Regions from separate parts of the Mus musculus genome. Here region 1 is linked to region 2. The links are chromatin contacts, found by POLR2A ChIA-PET in ENCODE. All regions are on one chromosome and are shown on one strand. Each heading gives the region's core, a stretch centred on a gene start or an enhancer-like site at or near the end of the contact. The rest is flanking DNA. Distances are from core to core; before and after follow the strand shown.

The links. ChIA-PET counts read pairs that join two places held with the same protein, here RNA polymerase II (POLR2A).
Region 1: POLR2A ChIA-PET joins it to region 2 with 23 read pairs in embryonic stem cell. The contact joins the promoter of Akr1a1 here to the promoter of Gpbp1l1 in region 2. POLR2A ChIA-PET finds 5 or more read pairs at or near these places in 3 of 5 experiments (Patski and embryonic stem cell).

What each region holds. Positions count from the first base shown.
Region 1 is chr4:116,647,484-116,653,535 of GRCm38, reverse strand. Akr1a1 (aldo-keto reductase family 1, member A1 (aldehyde reductase)) reads left to right here and starts at 1,862. Exons shown (of 9, transcript NM_021473.3): 1 at 1,862-2,197.
Region 2 is chr4:116,552,844-116,559,171 of GRCm38, reverse strand. It overlaps Gpbp1l1 (GC-rich promoter binding protein 1-like 1), which reads right to left and starts at 1,514. Exons shown (of 12, transcript NM_029868.3): 1 at 1,344-1,514. Tmem69 (transmembrane protein 69) reads left to right here and starts at 3,229. Exons shown (of 3, transcript NM_177670.4): 1 at 3,229-3,299; 2 at 4,269-4,404; 3 at 5,443-6,328. The coding sequence starts at 4,363. The coding sequence ends at 6,138.

The DNA of each region.
Region 1 (6,052 bases), core at 613-3,112, 94 kb before region 2:
TATAGAAATACCTCTGCTGCAGCTTCTATTCTTTTGCCCCCGCTGTATGTAGCACAGTTCCTTCTCATAACCAGGAATATGCTTGGCAAGGCCAGTGATGGCCGGAAGCCAGGGCCTTGGGGGAGCTACTGCTTCAGATCCTGAGAACCCAAATCTTCCCACCAAATGGGACTTTAGTTATCAGTCCAAAGGCTGCGGAGAGCTTAGCGTGTAATGTTTTTGAGATACCCTGTGTTCCCCTTAATCAACATTGTTTTATTAGCGTTCCCCTGATTTAGTTCCATTGTATGACACTTGCTGCTGTGTTCAATTTCTCCCCTGGAAATAATATATAAGATGCTGTGCTTCTTAACAGACATGGTTTGTGAAAGACCTCCCCATCTGAAACTTTACCTTTCTGCTTATCTTCTGATCTCCCGGTCCTCTCTCTCAGGACCCTGTCACTGAAGAATGACCTGCAGGTCTAGGTCATTTCTCACCTCCTTAAGCTCCTGCCTGCATGTGGTAAACAGACATATACTCGGGCACACACACATACAAGTAAAAATAAATTTTTGTTTTTGTTTTTTTGAGACAGGGTTGCACTCTGTAGAACAGGCTGGCCTTGAATTTGGAGATCTGCTTGCCTCTTCTCCTGATTGCTAGGATTAATGGCATGTATCACCACCACCTGGTAATAAAATAATTTTTTAAAAAGAAAAGAAAAAGAGCTGAGTGCACGTCTTTAATTTTAGCATTTGGGAGTCAGAGCCAGACAGATTACTATGATTTGGAGGCCAACCTGGTCTACAATAGTGAGTTCCAGGACAGTCAGAGTAGTGAGACTGATGAAGGCTGGTCCCCATGTTGAAGCCCGTTCCCTAGCTTAAAGTCACCTCGAGCTTGGCTGTAATTCTTTTGTTTCATTTCTGTTGGCCACTCCATATTGTTGACACAAAACATATTGCACTTTGATTGTAAACACACACACACACATACACACACACACACAATTTGACTCAGAGATCAAATTGACCATATATTCTGAGGATGACGATGATTATGATTGGAAATTTCCCAAATGCAGCCTTCACTCAGCCAAGCAAGATATAACAGGGCAGCTTGAACTGTTAAGTTCAAACTACTAAAAAAACTTGGAGAGGGGCCGACCGCTCTATAGCCCTCCTTCACCCACTTAGGAGCCCATTGTGTTTTTTCCCTTTATAAGCTATCCCTGGGAAACACACACACCCCACCTTTATGTGGGTGCTCATGGAAGTCAGAAGAGAGTATTAAATCCCCTGGAGCTGGGGTTACAGGTGGTTGAGAACCTCCTGACATGAATGCTGGTACTGAACTTGGGTTCTCTGAAAAAGCGGCACCCCTTCTCTCCATCTTCAAATGTTTTCCTTTTAGATAGGGGATCATAAATCTCAGGCTGGCCTCAAAGTCAATGTATAGGAGGCAAGAAAAACTGAATCTTCTGATTCTCCTTGCTTCCACCTCCCAAGTGCTGGGATAACGACTCAATTTTATGCCGTGCTGGGATTTTGAACCCAGAACTTTATGTTAAGCAAGCACTGTATTAATTTAGCTATACGGCCCCAGCTCATATTTATGAAGTCTTTTGCACAGGGCTAAAGTGCAAGGTACTGAGTGAAAGATCAGTAACTTTCTAAAATGGGGTTTGCAGAGGCAAGATTTTCTGTATTTTTTGGTCAAACTTTGTATCAGGCCCGCTCGGGGATTCCGACAAATTCACTTTAGAGAAAGAAAGACAGGCGGCCAGAAGGACCCCCTAGGTATCATAGAGGATCTCTTCAGAAAGTATAAGAATCTATGCCTAGAGAGGTGCCTGCGCGGTGCACTGTGGGCCGGTTGTGGGCGCGGCCAGCCACCCAAGACTGTCCACGTAGCTTGTGCGCATGCACAGTTTCGGGACCCCGGCCCTTCCAGACGTTCGTGGTGGAGTGAGAGGTTCCCAGGGGAGGAATGTGCAAAGTCCCAGCTTTGGCTTCTACTCCCTCTTCTACTTCGCAGGACAGTGGGGGTCTCCTCCGTCCTGCGCGTAGTTCTGGGAGCCGGGCCCTCGCTCCTCCCTGGGGTGGGGCTGCCGCTTCTCCGCCGGACTTAAGTCGGGCCCTGTTGCCTCAGTACTGGAGTGCAGAGCTGAATTCGGGCCACTTTGTCTTTTCCACAGCCTGTGCTCACTGCCAAGGTGAGTTCTTCCTGCTGCTGACTCGTCTTTTTCTCCTGAGTTAAAGGCGAGGGTCCTTCAGTACCACAGGTCAGGGCCAGGATTGAGCGAATGGCGCCAGCACGTCGAGGGATGCGATTTAGTTTCGCGTTTGAGCACTTCCTCCTATTCTGTTCTCAGATAACGTGTTTCTGGACCTCGGTTTCCTCAGAGTTGGAATGAGCAAGGAAATCATTAGTGCTGTAGGGAGGACTGGGATAAACCTTTGAATGTGTCTGGTGCATATCTCGTGCTTTTGCCATCTCTTTGTTTGGTCATCTGCTCGAAATTTCTAGGCGCTCTGCCTTTCCTAATGGCGGTACAGGGATATTCCTAGGAAGTGGCGGAAGTGGGGAGAGATTAGCTTGCTCAAGCCTCTGCCTTAGGTTTGAGAAAATTTGAACATCTCCTGTCGCTACGGAGCCTTTTAAAGTGAAAATACTTGAATCTTCACATTACCGAGCCTACCATTAATGGACTCTACTGTTTAGACTTTTCGTAGGACCGCAGGACCTGCTCAGCTTCTGATCAGGCCTGTTAACTTTTCCCAGGTTGCACTTCAGCAGCGATACAGGTTTAATTCCAGTATGAATCTTTCCTGCCCGGCAGAATTGGTTATTATTTATAGGTAGTTTTGGAGACAGAGTCTCTTTGAAGAATTTTTGCTAAAAATTAATGTTTTGTCTGCTATGTAAGTATGTGTACCTTGTGGGTGCCTGGTGCCCATGGAGGTCATAAGAAAGGGACATATTCCCTGGAACTAGAGTCAAACTCCGCCCCGGACAAGCCCTTTACCAACTGAACTACACCTCCAACCCAGATTTTTTTTTTTTTAGTACTTGCTCAAAGTTAGTAAAATACTAACAGGTGTAGGTCAGAGGTAGAATTGGCGTGTGTAAGGCCTTGGGATTGTCCCCCAGCCCCTTGACACACATAGATACATGACTTTTCTTTGGTTTTCCAAGATGGATTGAAGATACCGAAGTCAGTGACTTCCTCAGGTGCTTCTCCAGCAAGCTAAGCTGTCCAGCTAGCATGGCATGGTATCTCCTGCCTATAAAGCCAATTTGGAAGGGAGACGCAGGGGGATCATGAGTTCAATTCCATTCTTGGCTACAGACAGTTCAAGACCATCCTGGGCTACATGAGACCATATCTGGGGAAAAAACCCAAACCAAATCCAAAAGAAAAGCCCCAGTATTCAAGGTCTCCCCTCAATTAACTTCTGTGTGCGCATGGTAAAGGGTTCAGATAAATGACCCTGGCTTGTGGGGGAAACCCTTTTGTTGTTGTTGTTTTTGTTTTGTTGTTTTTGTTTTGTTTTTTCGAGACAGGGTTTCTCTGTGTAGCCCTGGCTGTCCTGAAACTCACTTTGTAGACCAGGCTGGCCTCGAACTCAGAAATCTGCCTGCCTCTGCCTCCCAAGTGCTGGGATTAAAGGCATGCACCACCACCGCCCGGCTGGGGGAAACCTCCTTATGAACAAAGAGATGCAGTGAGATATACAGTGTATATCAGTACACACACACACACACACACACACAGTCATGTGAGAAAGTGATTAGAAGTTTCAGGGAGGAACCAGAATTTCCATGTACTAGCTCAATGGTAAGTAACAATTAGCTAGGCAAGTGTGAAGTTTGGGGAAAGAAAATGTGCCGATACCTGGAATCAGGTGGAGCTTGCTTCTCAATCTGAAATGATGAGACAGCGAAATGAGAAATGTGGGACCTAGGTTTTAAAGAGTCTGGACTTTAACCTGGAGAGAATTACTGAACAGTTTAAGCCAAGGAATCACATGATTGGATTTGGTGGATGTATTTTGATTAAGTCCAAATTAAAAATATTTCCTGGTTTAGTCAAGGGATGGTAGAGGTTGCAGCTAGGGCAGGAACAGTGGAGGTTTATGTATATTACTGGAAAAGATTTACATCACAGCATTTGGAAGTAAAGGCATGTATGTATTTTGGGGGTTTTTGTTTTTTGAGACAGGGTTTCTATAGTACTGGCTGTCCAGGAACTTGCTCTGTAGATCAGACTGGCCTTGAATTCACAGAGATCTGCCTGTCTCTGCCTTCCAAGTGCTGAGATTAAAGGCAGGCACCAGGGCCCAGCTTATATAATTTTTTATATTTACTTTCTGTGTTTTTGAGAAGGGCTTTCGTATGTAATGCGGTCTTACCGTGAACGTGTAGGTTGCACTTGGCCTCAGATGTGCACCCTTCCACTTAACTCAGGAAGTGGATATTTTTGGAGATTTGAAGGCTTGGGCTTTTTTGGTTTTTTTATTATTGTTTATTTGTCTGTTTTGCCCTCCTTTTCAGGCTTTGAGCTGAGATCCACCTGATTTGCCTCCCAAGTGCTGGGATTAAAGGAACAAGCAACCATGATGGGCTAGCAACAGAATTTTTAATGCAGAAAATAGATCTGGGCCAATATAACATATTTAGGATGATTTTTAAAAAGAATTATTGAACCGGGAGTGGTGGCACACACCTTTAATCCCAGGACTCAGGAGGCAAAAGCAGGTGGATTTCTGAGTTCGAGGCCAGTCTGGTCTACAAAATGAGTTCCAGGACAGCCAGAGCTATACAGAGAAACCCTGTCTCAAAAAACCCAACCACCCCCCCCCCCAAAAAAAATTTATTGATTTAGTTTATCTGTGTGAGAACACTGTAGCACACATACCAGAAGAAGACATCAGATCCCATTACAAATGGTTGTGAGCTACCATGTGGTTGTTGGGAATTGAACTCAGGACCTCTGGAAGAGCAGTCAGTGCTCTCAACCACTGAGCCATTTCTCTAGCCCCCAATTTAGGATGATTTTTAAGCAGGGTTCTTAGAAGTGCAAGAGAAGATAAAAACCTCCTAAGATGAGTTTTATTTATTTATTTGTTGATTTTGGAGACAGGGTTTCTCTGTGTAGCCCTGGCTGTCCTGGAACTCATTCTGTAGACCAGGCTGACTTCAAACTCAGAAATCCACCTGCCTCTGCCTCCTGAATGCTAGGATTAAAGGCATGTGCCACCGCTGCCCGGCGGGTTTTATTTTTAAGAATTTTTTTGTTATTACTGTATGAATGGGTGTAGAGGTCAGAGCATAACTTCAGGCTTTTTTCCTTTTTTCAGGAGGTGTGGGTTCAAGACAGGATTTCTCTGTGTAGGCCTGGCTGTCCTAGAACTCCCCATGTAGATATGGCTTGCCTCAAACTCAAGAGATCCATCTGCCTCTGCCTCCCAAGTGCTTGAATTAAAGTTGTGTACCACCACTGCCTGGCTCTGTCTGGTTTGTTTCAATATTTGCCATCCAAGGCCTTGGCTCTCTGGTGAATTGAGTATACAGAAAGCAGAGAATGAAGAGCAGACTCTTGAAATGGTGGAGCTGAGATTCAAATGAAGTTTGTGTAATTCTAGAGCCTAGATGATGCTGCACTCTGCTGATGGATCTGATGAGATAGTTTTAGTCTCTCAAGATACCTGTGGATCATGCTAGCAAAAAGGCCCAGAAGACTTAAACATGTGAAACTGTGTAGGAAAAGTCAGAGTTTATTTTAGATGGTTACTGAAAACACAAACTTGACCAAAGGAAAGAAAAGAGGACTGAGAAGAAAGTCCAGAGGTTGGTGGGAGGCAGAGGGGAGGGAGGTCCTCCAAGTCAGTACACCCTTCTGTAAGTATCATGTTCTTTGTGTCTTGTTCGCAACTTTGCTAGCTATACAGGAAAGCTGTTGCTTAAAGCAGACTTGCAGAGGATTACTTTCTGTCCTGTTGGAAGTCTGTCTTCTGCTGTGGCCCTTCCATCCCCTTCCCAGAAGTTCTCTACAGATCTTTGTTCT
Region 2 (6,328 bases), core at 265-2,764:
CAAAATTGTTTCTTTATTTTGTAAATGCCCAAATTTCTTGGGTTCTGAGGTGAAAACTACCATAAAAAACATGAGACCTCATGAGTGGAGCAGAAGTGATAAAAGCGCTCTAATCCCAGGACTCAGGGTCTGAGTTCAAGCCCAGCAAGGACTGCAGAGTGAGTTCTAGAATAGGCAGGGCTACACTGACAAACCCATTTTGAAAACAAAAAACATTCGACCACCAACAAACTACAAATCTGTCTACTGGCGTCTAATACTCTTTAGTTTTTGATGAGATTTACAAAAAAAGTGGCTTTATTACTAAACAAAAACCATGAACCACCACTAACTTCTGGTTTTCCGGGTAAGAGTTATCAAAGTTAAACTATTCAACACATTATACATGCCAACCTCAGAGTACAAAAGTGGCAGACAAAACTGATACCACAGCACAATTTCAGAACTATTCACAACTACCAAAAACAAAAAACCGCACCCATTCTTATGTAAACTTTTGCAGTAAACTTCCTGAGCCTCACCTTCGCTTACACCTACCCTCTTCAAAGGTACCAATTGTCAAAAACTCCTAAGAGAAAACGTCCCATAGGGGAAAAAACGACTGAAATGTTATTATATTTAAGCATTTAAACAGGGTTCTTCCTCAGGCTACAGCCATTTTAGATTCAGTATCTTTTGAATTTTATGGGTTGGGAAGATTTAGCATGGAATAAAAACGACTAGTTAAGCCACTTCAACTAATCAAACTTCCACTCCAATGGGACGGAGTTTGGTAGATAACCAGTAAGACAATCTGAAGTTGAAAAGGTCTCCCTACCCCAGAGAACCGCGACTCCGGGCGTGGAAGTTCCCTTTCGCCCAGATAGTCCACATTTGACTTACACGACTTTTTCCTCGTTAAGTTTCTCTTAACTGGAAAACAGAAGCCTTCGGCTCTTATTTTAAAGAAAGGTAAAATAATAATAATAATAATAGTAATGATAATAATGATAATAAAACCCAAGTAAACCAAATCACTCAACCACTATCAAGCCGGAACTCCTGGAGAGGAGCCGGAGCCGCAGGTGAGCGTTTCCGACCGGGAACTGAAGTTGAAGTCGGAGAGCTCTGGAACCGCCGCGGCGACGCTAGTGTGCAAGACTCCTCCCGTTGGCGGGGGGGAGGGGGACGTTCCAACTCGGCGACTCCCAGGTCCCTCGTCCACCCCGGCGGACCCACACCCAACCACCTGTGCAAGACCTTCTTCTAACTAGTTTTCCTAGACGGCCAGTTAGGTGCCGGCGGAGCCCGTGCCGGGACCACTCCAGGTCTCCTTCTGCTCGGTGTCCAGGACCCATACTCACCCGGCAGCGGCGGGGCTACGGTCAAGGACGACTCGCGGCGTCTGAGGACGCGTCCTCAGCTTCTCCGACCAGCAGAGGTGACTAGCCCACAACCATAACAAAGCTCTTCCCAAAATGGCTGCCCGGCCCACAAGGCCCAGGAGGGGGCAGAGCGGGTGGAGGAGGAGCGACGGCCGGCTGGGCCCTCCCTCTGCCGCTTCGGCCCGCCTCCTTCACGCCCACTAGCACCGGCGCACGCGCAGGCGTGAGCTCCAGCTTTCGTGACCCCGCCCGGGCGCCCGCGGCTCGCTCTGGAAACGTTGGGCTGCTCCTGCAGCGGTTACTTCCCGCCCCGCCCCCGGCGCCCTTCGGCGCGACGCCGGTCGGTCCACTCTCCCTTCCGCAAAGCCTTCGCCTCTCCTTGTGCCGCTCTTGGGGCGAGGACCAGCCGAATTCAGCACGCCCCTTTAAAGCTCCCAGCCGGGTCCTCCGGCCTGGGAGCACGTGAATATGGGAGGATATATTTGTACCAGTTCTTCCCCCACCCATTCTTTCTTCACCTTCTCACACCTCGATTGTGAACCAGATGCTTCGCCAACTACTAGAATTGTCAAACAAGTAGCGGAAGAGTGTGTTTTCCGAGCCCTGTACACCTTTGCCCCTCCATTCACAGGCGCGCGCCGTGGAAACTACAGTCCTAGGCAAGCCATAGACACACACATACTCCCGCCCCTCCGGACTAGAGCATGCGCGGCGGTGTGGGCGCACTACCTGCCGGGAGTTGTAGTTCATGGGCATTGCAGGCGTCACGGAGCCGCCAGAATGGAGGGTTGAAATCTGCTCCAGCCCAGTCTTTGCTAATAAACCCCCAAAAGAGTCTATAAGCACTCTCTTGGCTATTGCACGACAGGAAGGGACCGTACAACCTTGCCAGAGAAGGTAATAAAACTGGCGGACAGCGTCTCACTAAAAACGAATGTTTCAGGAAGTTAGTTTTACTGCTTAGAATGGAGGAAGTAGTCAAAAAGGAGTCCCTACGTAAATGAACTCTCCTTTTTGTCTTCAGCTTTTTACACAAGGAGCCAAGAACGCTCGAAGTACTTGGTAGCTGTTCCTTTTGGTCGACAGATGGCAGGTTGGGGGTGGGAGAGGAGACTTAGAATAAATCACACAGAGGATAAATTCAACAATGTTACTTCCTGGATGACCTTCAAGCTCAATGCCCCTAACGCCACACTTTGATTCATAGAATTCTGAATGTTGGGCCCCAGTCTTCTGTATTCCTCAATGTAATTTCTAGGTAATAGAGAATAAGGTAAAAACAAAATCAACACCTCTTTCTCGCCCAGTGGTAGTAATAAAGGACTCAAATGCGGAGGAAGATGTGTCCAGTCGACTCAACAACGTTGTTTTGCAAGTTAAGCGTTCCAGGCAATCCTGCCTTTAAAAAAATAAAATAATTCCGTAGGCCAAATCAGCCAACTCCAAGTCTCCTCCTAGCTTCTTCCACTACTGTTACTGGGGGTTATTTCAGAAATTGTACTCTACTTCCTGAATATGTGTGTGTGTGTGTTAAACTGGTTAGAGATCCCATAACAGAGACTTGTAAGGTATCTGAAAGCTGACTTCAATTAGAATATTTTAGACTAGCCCTCAGCTCTGTGGTTAAAGGCACTTACTGCTCTTACAGAGAACCTCAGATCAGCTCCCAGCACCTATACTGTGGGGAATCCAAGCCTCTCGCCTGAGTGGGCACATGCATGAACATCCACATTAAAAATAATGTAAAATAACTGAGGGAGGGAAGCATTCAAAAACGGAAAGAGAAGAGTCGGAACTTGCTACCGTTAATTCCCATCCGGACCCATTTTCCTGCACTCAGGAAGTGGGGGGGCTGTGTGATTCCAGTTGCCGGAAGTGTTGTTTCGGTGTTTCTGGTTGAATTTGTTCAACTTTTGCGCCGTGTGATGGTGGCAAGTACGTTTCAGGGTTGTCAAGGGTACACTTTGGGAAGGAGGTGGTGGTGGGGTCACTAAGGATTGGTATTGGTATATAGATGTATAGTTACCCCACGCGTCTTAAGGACCTTTTGTGTCTAAATTCCGCTCGTGTCGCTAAAATGTCAGCTAGGAGCTTCCAGTTTGTGGTAGTTGCGTTGGCGAAATGAAAACATTTGGTCATTTTTTTTTTTCGTGGAATGAGCGAGTTGGCCACGGCTTTTAGTTTTTTAATCTCCACATCAGCTTCTGTCTCAGGGCTTCAGCCTGATTATAATCCTCCAAAATTAGAAAACACGTGCTCCACTGGTTACTGAATTCCAAAAGGTGGAGAATATATGGAAAACATTTAATTACATTGCTTGATTCACAACAAAGCGATATTTGTGGCTGCTCTCATTTATAGTGTAAAAATTCCACAGCCCCGAGTACACAATAACTAAAGAGAATATATGATTATTGGGAACAAAAGGTATAACTGTCAGTTTTAAAGATGAGGCACTGGTGCCTAAGAAGTGGTAGAGATGTTTGCTAAATCCAAATGTTCAGTTTCACATTGCTCTTTTTATTAAACCAAACAGCCAAAACTAAAATTATTCTTCAGAAAACAAAAACAGCACAAAACGTATTTCCTTAATATGTGACACTTTGGCAAATAAATACATAAATAAATCAAAATAAATTATGTTTCATCGAAGAGATTTTCTTGACTTTTTGTTGTTGTTGTTGTTGTTTTGGGTTTTTTTTGAGACAGGGTTTCTCTGTATAACCCTGGCTGTCCTGGAACTCACTCTGTAGACCAGGCTGGCCTTGAACTCAGAGATCCGCCTGCCTCTGCCTCCCAATGCTAAGTGCTGGGATTAAAGGCGTGCACTACCACTGCCCAGCAACGACTTCTTATAAATGTATAAAATGTATACAATTAAGCGATATCTTGTTTTATGTATAGGGCGTTGCTTCAAATTCAGCCATCCCCCTCAACTATAAAAATATATGAATCGGAATTGCATTTTCCCTGGACAAAACCCTGAGCAGAAACCAGAATGCTACACTTCATCCAGAAAGTTTCTGGAGCATCTTCAAAGGTTAGTTGAGCACTATTTGTCAATAACTGTTTGGCTATGGCAGATATAGAAATATGTATTCAAGTGAGGAAGGAAAACAATGGGCAAATTATAAATAAGTAAAATATTTACTATGTCAAATAATAACTGCTATGGAGTACTATACATCAGGGAAAGAGAATAGGGAATATCAAGAATAGAGAGAAGCCGGGCATGGTGGCACATGCCTTTAACCCCAGCATTCGGGAGGCAGGCGGATTTCTGAGTTCGAGGCCAGCCTGGTCTACAAAGTGAGTTCCAGGAGAGCCAGAGCTACACAGAGAAACCCTGTCTCGAAAAACCAATAAATAAGCTACAGAGAAACCCTGTCTCGAAAAACCAATAAATAAATAAATAAAATAAAAAAATAGAGAGGACCAGGGCTCTAGTTTGACCCCAGCACCCATGTTGGGTGGCTCACAACCACTGCTAATTCATCATTAAAGGACTTGAAGCTTCCACTGAGGGTACCCACACACATGAAAATAAGAATAAATCCTACCAGAAAATAATAGACAGGATTATATAACATAAATAGGAGGTTAGAAAAGAAGAATGGCCATGTAGGCAGCTGAAGGAAAAGCATTCTTACTGAAGACAAAAGGAGTAAAGACCAGCAGGAGCTCAGTCCCTGCATGCTTCTCGGGGCTCACCATGACTGGTAAGTAGTGCTCCTTTTAATTTCAAAGTGATATTTTTTAAAGAGCTTTTTTTTAAAAATGTGTATGGGTGTTTTGCCTACATGTATATCTGTGTTCCACCTGTATGTGATGTGTGTGGAAGCTAGGAGAAGGTGTAAGATCTCCTTGGAACTGGAATTACAATTGGTTGTAAGCCACCACATGTGGCAGGAATCAAACCTGGATCCTCTGGAGAAACAGCCAGTGCTCCTAATCACTGAGCCATCCCCCCCACCTCCAATTTATTACTTTATATATGTGGTGTTTTGCCTACATGTATTTCTCTGTACCATGTGTTCTTATTTTTAAACTTTGTCTTCTGGTTCTGTTTCCTTCATAGATGCTGAAGAACCCTTTTACAGTGAGACTTGGAGCTGGCAGAATAGACATACTTTCTCTCAAGACATGTCTACTGCAGAACTTTTCCTCTTTGCCTCCAAGAACTTGGCTTTCCCCATCATTTCAAGTGTGTATGAGGAAGATACAATGCTATCATGTGTCACCATGCAACTTTAAAAAGCAGAAGGCAGTCCTTCCTCCAAAGAAACGAAGCACCATCACTTACCTACTCGATAGCCCAAAGCCAGCTTTATATATAACTCTGGCGGGGTTAATCCCCTTTACTGCTCCCCCACTTCTCATGGTAATAACAAAGTCTTATATCCCCGTCCTAGCTTTCACTCAGATGGCTTATGGAGCCGGTTTCCTAGCTTTCTTGGGAGGGATCAGATGGGGTTTTGTTCTGCCAGAAAGTAGTCCAGCCAAACCAGACTACATTAATTTAGCTAGCAGTATGAGTCCTATTCTGTTTTCATGGGCAGCCATCCTATTTTCTGAAAGACTCAATGAAGCCATAGTCACATTAATAATAGGTTTAGGGATAGCATTACACAATGAACTTTTCCTCTTACCACATTATCCCAACTGGTTCAAAGCCTTAAGGATTGTAAGTACTTTAGTGGCTTTTATCTCATTTGTAGTCACTTTAATACTTGAAAATATTTATCCAGAAAAAGGGCCCAAGAGACCCGATTAAATAGAAATATAAAAATACTTTCTTGGTATTATTTACAGTGTCTGTGGAGGCCAGAAGACTGTTGAATCCCCTGAAGCTAGCTTTTTTTTTTTGTTTTGTTTTGAAGAAATATTTGTTTATTTTATATGAGTACACTGTAGCTGTCTTCAAACACACCAGAGGTGGGCATCAGATGCCCATTGCAGATGGT